Regions from separate parts of the Homo sapiens genome. Here region 2 is linked to region 1. The links are chromatin contacts, found by Hi-C or POLR2A ChIA-PET in ENCODE. All regions are on one chromosome and are shown on one strand. Each heading gives the region's core, a stretch centred on a gene start or an enhancer-like site at or near the end of the contact. The rest is flanking DNA. Distances are from core to core; before and after follow the strand shown. Region 1 has its middle 21 kb from the start of CABLES1. Region 2 overlaps SLC35D4 (solute carrier family 35 member D4).

Region 1 (4,077 bases), core at 1,045-3,544:
GGGAATCCAGGGCAGGGCACAGAAGAAATGGTTAGTCTCTACTCCACAGTTTCTGGGACTTTAGCTTGGAAGACTCAAGGATTGGAGGCAACATGAGAGCTGGGACTGGAATCATCTGGAAGCATCTTTACCCACAGATATGGCTGGTTATTCACTGGAACCTCAGCACAGGCTGTCAACTGGGATACTTACAGTGCCCTCCCCATGAGGGTTGGGCTTCCTTCCAGTATGGCAGCCTTTGGGAGTTGGACGACTTACATGGCAGCTTTCCTAACCTAGCCTTGGAAGTCACATAGCATCATCTCTACCCCCTTCTGTTGGTGACAAGAGAGTCACAAGTCTGCCTAGATTGAAGACCCCTTCTCTCTGTGGAAGGAGTGTGGAGGTCATATTGGAGAAGAGCTTATAGAATGGGAGATACTGTTGGGACCAACTCTGGAAGACAGAATCTGTCACAGCTCATAGAGCCTTGTCATTGGATGAGATACTTAGGAAGCGAGTGTAGACAGGAGAAGTCCTGGACTGGCCTGGGGACACTCAACATTTGGAGACTGAGAGGAGGAGGGTCAGTGGGCAGAGGGAAACCTGGAGCAAAAGACACTTCTTGCAGTGACTGCTACTTCCTGCTGAAGTTCCTTAGGGAATGGGGTCAGGATAGGTTCCTCTCTCCTTTCCCCATTGTGTGTATATGTGTCTGTGTGGTAAAATATACATAGCATGACATTTACCATCTTAGCAATTTTTTATTTTATTTTGTGAGACAGAGTCTCACTCTGTCGCCCAGGCTGGAGTGCAGTGGTGCAATCTCAGCTCACTGCAACCTCCGCCTCCTGGGTTCAAACGATTCTCCTGCCTCAGCCTCCTGAGTAGCTGGGACTAGCTAATTAGCCACCACACCTAGCTAATTTTTATATTTTTAGTAGAGACAGGGTTTCACCATGTTCGCCAGGCTGGTCTCAAATTCCTGACCTCAGGTGATCTGCACACCTCAGCCTCCCAAAGTGCTGGGATTATAGGAGTGAGTCCCTGAGCCCGCCACCATCTTAGCAATTTTTAAGGTACAGTTAGTTGAGTGGCATTAAGTACATTCACATTGTTGTGCAACCATCACTACCACCCATCTCCATAGCTCTTTTCATCTTGTAAAACTGAAATTGTACGTTAAACACTAACTCCCCTTCCCTCCTCCCCCCAGCCCCTGGCTACCACCACTCTGTCTCTATGATTCTGATGACTCTAAGTACCTCATACAAGTGGAATCACAGTGTATTTGTCTTTCCATGACTGGCTTACTTCACTTAGCATAATGTCCTCAAGACAGGACAGGTCTTGCCTCAGCTGCAAGCTGGTGCCAGAACCAGCCATCCCTGGTTCTGGGACGTCCATGGGCATGGCCTGGGGGCTCACTTGAGCAAAATTCCATGGCCCCACGAAGACAACCAGAGTCCCCCGTACCTCTCCATCCCGCACAGGCTCAGTCTTCCAAAACACTGCGGTGTGGGAGGGGGTTGCCTCAGTCCAGTCAAAACCCATTTTTTTAGAAAACCATTTATGCCGCTTCTTTAAGAGCTAAAGAATCCTCCAATTTACTCAACTCTAAAAAAAACCTTAACACCCAAACAGTAGCATCTGGACATAAATTTAACTAGATTTCAGAGTTTTCTCTAAGAATAGTTGGTGAATGTTGCTTTACGTCTTGGAGAATTTCCTAAACTAAGAGAGTCCAAAGATAAGGATTATTTCACTTCCAGGAAACAAAACTGCCATTTAGGTCCCTAAATGGCAGATCCCAGGTAACAGTACAAAACAAGTCTCTCTTTACAAAGCCCCTGCTATTGTAGTTAAAATAAACAGTCCATGTGTTAGAGTTGGAAATTCTATTGTTATATAGATATCTTGCTGAAATGGGTTCTGACCCCTACAAAGAGTTCTCAAGAATGAAACACGTGATGTTCCTTTAATGTTGTTTTTGCTCATGCAAATGACATCCTATTACACCCACGGATGCTTAACTACTAAGTTAAAACAACTACATGGCAATTTTGATCACTCCAGAGTCCCCTCACTGTTTTGTGGTTTTATGTAATTCGCATATTGTGTACAAAAAGACTTGACCTGGAGCCGGCAGCAAGAAATGTGTAATTAGAAACACTTCCCGAGGAAATTAGGTGACAAGTGAAGGCTTGAGGATTTCCGAGGGAGCCTGGAGCTGCAGATATTCATTATGGGTACTTAAGAGGCACAGCTGCCTCTGCTGAAAACCATGTCAAATGCCGTCCGCTGGATGCCAGCGTGGAGGCCAGCCCAGAGCCAGAGATGGTGGCTATGGCAACACGCTACTCCATTTTTAAACTTTTCATTACCTAAAAGGAAATTGCTTAGGCTGTTTTTCTTTTTTTCCTTTTTCTCCCTACCAATTTCAGAGTTTGTACCAGCAGTGAATAGCCTCCAGGTCTAACATTTCCTGGGTAATGAGTGACTAGCTGGGTGAAGTGCTTTTGGCCTTACCTCCAGCCTTGGCAACTCCAGCCAGTTATTAATTGCTGCACCGGGAAACACTTTCCAATCAAGCTATTATTTAATCAAAATAAAAGAAAACGAACTATTATTGCTGTCAACAGCAATGAGCAACTCTCCGCAGGAGTCTAAATGGGAACTGTGGAGGTTTTCACTGGAAGAAGTGTTCCTCTGGGGGTCAGATAAGCAGGGCAACGTGAAGTTGCGTGGAGTACCCTTGGGAACTGGTTCTTGTGGGAGGAGAGAATGTTGAACCAGCAGGAAGACGCAGAGAGATTACACACACCCTGTCCTAGATCTCAGTCATTCATGGTCAGTTAACCTGTAACCTTGCTGTTAAGCCAGTGCCCCAAATGCTTCTGTGGGAGTGTCTGCAGGGGAAAAGACAGTCCATAGAAGCATTTGGGCTGCTTCTATAAGCAATAAATAGTAAAACCTGTAACCACCATAATAACCACACTTCCTGAGTACCCCCAATGTGCCAGGCAGGCACTGTGCCCCCAGGTTTATACTCAGATCTCAAGAGTTCCCCACATTGCCACTGTGGGGAGAGTATAGTCACGATCCCTCTTTCACAGGGACACTGAGTCCGAGAGAGATGAACTTGGCCAAGACCCACCACACCCTGGTGTGAATAGCAGAGCCGGGGCTTGACTTCTAGTCTCTGCATCGAGCAGTTGCTTTTTTTTTTTCTTTAAGTGACAATATAAACATAACATAAAAGTGACCATCTTAACCATTTTTAAGTGGATAGTTCTGTGGCAGTAAGTACATTGACATTGTATGCAACTATCACCACCAACCATCTCTAGAACTTTTTCATATCCCCAGCTGAAACTCTGTACCCATTAAACACTAACTCCTCATTCCCTCCTTCCCCAAGCCCCTGGCAACCACTATTCTGTCTCTAACAGCGTGATGATTCCATGGACCTCACATGAGTGAATCATACACTATTTGTCCTTTGGTGACTGGCTTGTTTCACTGAGCGTAACGTCCTCAGGGTTCATCCACGTTGTAGTATGAGTCAGAATTGCCTTCCTACTTAAGGCTGAATTACATTCCATCGTTTGTATACACCACATTTTGTTTATCCATTCATCTATGGATGGACATTTGGGTTGTGCCCATGTTTTGGCTGTTGTGAATCATGCTGCTATGTTTACTTCTTCTTTTTTTTTTTTTTTTTTGAGATGGAGTTTTGCCCTTGTTATCCAGGCTGGAGTGCAGTGGCATGATCTTGGCTCATTGCAAGCTCTGCCTTCTGGGCTCCAGCGATTCTCCTGACTCAGCCTCCCGAGTAGCTGGGATTACAGATGCCCACCATCACACCCAGCTAATTGTTTGTATTTTTAGTAAAGGCGGGATTTCATCATGTTGGCCAGGCTGATCTTGAACTCCTGACTTCAGGTAATCCACCTGCCTCGGCCTCCCAAAGTGCTGGGATTACGGGTGTGAGCCACCGTGCCCGGCCGCTACGTTTAACTCTTAACCTCTAAGATTCATTGCCCCTGGGAGTAGTTGCTCTTCAAGGATAACACATGGCTCAGGGACTGCCTG
Region 2 (4,077 bases), core at 1,102-3,601, 270 kb after region 1:
TGAGTAGATTTATCAAGAGCTTAACAGCTTGCTGCACTTTAGTATTTATTGAGGCTTTTTCTGCTTGGGCCAAATGAAGGATGACTCAGAATTCCAGAGTTGAGTCACTTCAGCAAAGTACTTTCACCATTAGAATGATGTTTACTCGTGAAAGATAAAATGACGCTGGGGCTGTGTCTTCAAAAATCTTACATGCTAAGAAGAGGAGAGAGAAAGAAATAGATGTAACCTGTATTTTAAAAAGCAATTAAGCTCTTGTTCTATCTATCCATTTATCTATCTATCTAGTATCACTCTGTTGCCCTGGCTGGAGTGCAATGACATGGTCACTGCAGCCTCAAACTCCTGGGCTCAAGCAATCCTCCCACCTCAGCCTCCTGAGTAGCTAGGACTACAGGCATGAGCCACCATGTATGGCTACTCTTTCTTTCTTTCTTTTTTTTTTTTTCATTTTTGTAGCAGCAGGATCTCACTATGTTGCTCAGTGGTATTGAATTCCTGGCCTCAAGCGATTCTCCTGCCTCAGCCTCCTAAAGCACTGGGATTACAGGCGTGAGCCACTGCACCCAACCTCAACTTCTATTTTAGTTCTGTCTCTTTAAATATTCCATTCACTAATCCAGCTGACTCAGAGCAGTCCTATAAACTATCTGGTGTGATATGAAAATTAAAAAACAGAAAAAAGGAGAAGGGACATTTTACTCCATCCCGAGAGACAAGGGAAAAAAAGGCAGACTGGAGGAATATAAACTTGGCATTTAAATTACCTGTAATGAAGACATTCTGATTTGGACTCACCCTTATAATTCCTTTTGATGAGTCAGTTTAATGAAATCAGACTTTTGTACTGAGAACTCATTTGTACATGTTAGCAGAGAGTAACATGTTAGCAGAGGGTGACACAGATTTTTCTTCTATATTTGATAGAGGAAATGAACAGGTACAATTAAACTTTTGATTAATTCTAAACATTTCAGAAGGATTATTCTGCTAGCTGGGAACAAACTACAATTTTTGATGCTAGTTCAGGCAGTGTGAAGTATGAACATATTGTTTAGACGTGAAGCGCTGACAAGAGAAACATGTGGCTTACTACAAAGGCTACCTTAAGTTTTCATGTGTGCCTAAATAATAAAGTTTCCCCTGTTTTAATGAACAGATTCTATTTTTGCAACTTTAGACTCTAATCTTGATCTTTGTCCAACCCTGCCTCTGCAGAGCACAGGACGCGAGGCCAACCGTGCTGTACTGCCATCTGCTGGGAAGTTAGCCCTCAAGAGCTGAAAGGAGGAGGGCAAAGGTGATCTGGCTCACACCTGCGTAACTGCCCCCGGTATGATAAATGTGTTACTCAAAAATTCTTTTTTTTTTTTTTTTGAGCCAGAGTCTTGCTCTGTTGCCCAGGATGGAGTGCGGTGGCGTGATCTTGGCTCACTGCAACCTCTGCCTCCTGGGTTCAAGCGATTCTCCTGTCTCAGCCTCCCAAGTAGCTGGGATTACAGGTGTGTGCCACCATGCCCAGCTAATTTTTGTATTTTTAGTAGAGATGGGGTTTCACCATGTTGGCCAGGCTGGTCTTGAACTCATGGCCTCAAGTGATCTGCCTGCCTTTGCCCCCCAAAGTGTTGGGATTACTGGCTTGAACCACCATGCCCAGCAGTTACTCAAAATAGAGCTAAATGTAACCAAAACCTCAACAGCCTAGTGTAAGAGCAGAAATTGAGAGGAGGGACTAAAGGGATGCTCTTCCACTTCTGTGAATAGCATGTTCACCCAGTAACTTCCAGGGCTAATGTTTCAGGCCAAAAGAAAAGGCCCCTTCCATGGAGGGGAGTAAAAGAGCACACAGATCCTGGGATACAGAGAGTAAAAACAGGCAATATGTTCATTACTTAGCTCCATCTCCCAGGGCTCTGGATATGACTGAGTTCATGGCAGTCATTTTCCTTTTCAGGATACTCAGTCCAAAATAACCTAGCAACAAGTCCTACTGAGGTCTCAGGGTTCTAAATGGGTTATTATAACTCCTCAAAAGTCATGCTGCCAAAGGGCTAGGGGTGGTGGCTCATGCCTGTAATCCCAGCACTTGGGGAGGCCGAGGAGGGCAGATCACTTGAGGTCAGGTGTTCAAGACCAGCCTGGACAACATGGCGAAACCCCGTCTCTACTAAAAATATCAAAAATTAGCCAGGTGTGGTGGCGCACACCTGTAATCTCAGCTACTCGGGAGGCTGAGGCAGGAGAATCGCTTAGAACCGGGAGGCGGAGATTGCAGTGAACTGAGATCACGCCACCGCACTCCAGCCTGGGCGACAGGGTGAGGCGGTCTCAAAAACAAAACAAAAAAAAGAAGTCATGCTGCCAAAATTAACAATAAATAGCTGACATTCCTCTGGGTTAGCTAACTGAACTGTGAGGGCTACTCACACTGCCAGGTGCTGTTCTAAGGGCTCTGCATGTACTGAATCCTTTAATCATGGGGTAATTAACAGTCATTGGTTCTATGTTAGAGAGGAGAGCACTTGAGGCACTGAGGAATGAGGGAAGCTGCCCATCACCTGCCTGCCAGTCCTGCGGTGTCACCCCTGCTGGCACCCTTAGCCACCACTTGATGCTCCCTCTGCCTGCCTGACAAGGAGAGCCCTTTCTCCTTATCAAACTGGAAAGTCCCTTCCCATCCTGCCTGACTCAGCTCAAATCTATCCACCAGGGAAGCTTTCCTTGCTCCTCCCATGCCGAATTACTGGAGCTCACCCGCTGGCCCACCCATACCCTGTGCCAGCCCGAGTGTACAGGCCAGCCCCTCCATCCAACTCTGCGTTAAGGCTAAGAAATGCGTCTCCTACGTCTCTGCAGCTTTAGGCCTAGCAACATGTTTGACATTTCATAGGTACTTGATAAATCCTGAACAAATGAATAAACAAACAGGAGTATTCTAATATTAAACTATAATAAATAATTCTGCAAGGTAGTTAGATTAATTCCTCGAGCCACGTATTGCCTTACAGTCAAACTGTGTGTGTGTGTGTGTATGTGTGCATGAGTGTGTGTGTGTGTGCATGAATACACAAAGGCCTTGTTGTGGATGGTGAAAATGAACTCTACAGCTCCAGATAGTTTATTTTCATAATCTGAGAATGAAGTCACAAGGAGGTCAACTTTTACTCTCCAAAAATGATTCTAGTAAAATCTACACATAGTAGACAAAATAGCCCTCATGGTAACATTTAACAGTCTGTGAGGTGGCGTGCAAGTGTGTTCCTTATGATAAGGGATGACTTCATCAAGGCTCCTAGCTGTATCATCAGAAATGTAAGTCTCATCAAGAACATATTACAGCAGCATCATAGAGCAGATTTTAACGCTAAATTGCTAAAAACCACCTACAATTCTACAAATAGGGAACAGCCAACTCATGCTTCAACCAATGTGGAATGATAGCCTTAATAGGGATTCCTGACAAACTGTTAAATGGAAAAACAGGATGTTTCTTACCGTTCGTGTAAATACATCTATATATGTGCATGGGAAAAAAGTCTGAAAGAATAGAGTGGTTTCCTCAGGGAAGTAGAAACAGTTGATTTTTGGGTTTTTAGAGTCAGGGTCTCACTGTTGCTCAGGCTGAGGTGCAGTGGCACAATCATGGCTCACTGCAGCCTCGAACTCCTGGCCTCAAGTGATCCTCCTGCCTTGGCCTCCCAAAGCTTTTTGATTACAGGCATGAGCAACTGTGCCCGGCCTCCATCTGTATTTTCTACAACATCTTAAATCTTCTTAGATTTATAAAGGAAAGAAAGGTTTGTTTTAATAACAACAACAACAACAACAACAACAAATTACCCACTCACTTTTTTTCTAGTTTGCCCTGACAAGAAATGATGTTTTGTGTTAGTGATGAAATGGAGTCGAAGATGCAAACACTTATGGTGTTCATTCAGTTATTTCCAAGGACAGGGCCTCTCAGCCAGACATCTGCCCTCATCTCTAGAATGGAAGAGGTCCCCTGCTAGAGGGAAACATCCCTGAAGGACTTTCTAACCCTCAGTCCTACCGTCACCCTCATCTACAGGCTCTGGC

What was found. Hi-C counts contacts between places; a loop is a spot of excess contacts on that map. ChIA-PET counts read pairs that join two places held with the same protein, here RNA polymerase II (POLR2A). Pooled maps may share reads with other maps.
Region 2: a map of IMR-90 shows a loop between it and region 1 (3-fold over the local background). The contact joins two enhancer-like sites. A Hi-C loop is called at or near these places in 11 of 168 maps with a recorded cell type or tissue (CD14-positive monocyte, IMR-90, adrenal gland and 8 more) and 4 of 50 pooled maps. POLR2A ChIA-PET finds 5 or more read pairs at or near these places in 9 of 52 experiments (B cell, Caco-2, HEK293 and 6 more).

The regions. Positions count from the first base shown.
Region 1 is chr18:23,112,342-23,116,418 of GRCh38, forward strand. No RefSeq gene overlaps it. Among named protein-coding and RNA genes, the nearest start is that of CABLES1, 21 kb to the right of the region's middle. Within about 2 kb of position 2,295, at least 13 of the 41 ENCODE cell types and tissues checked have a DNase peak (open chromatin) inside an H3K27ac peak, as active enhancers do; they include IMR-90 and right lobe of liver, where a contact is called at or near this core.
Region 2 is chr18:23,377,765-23,381,841 of GRCh38, forward strand. The region is part of intron 5 of SLC35D4 (solute carrier family 35 member D4); the gene reads right to left. Among named protein-coding and RNA genes, the nearest start is that of SLC35D4, 58 kb to the right of the region's middle. RefSeq lists an enhancer at 390-519. Within about 2 kb of position 2,352, at least 13 of the 41 ENCODE cell types and tissues checked have a DNase peak (open chromatin) inside an H3K27ac peak, as active enhancers do; they include IMR-90 and right lobe of liver, where a contact is called at or near this core.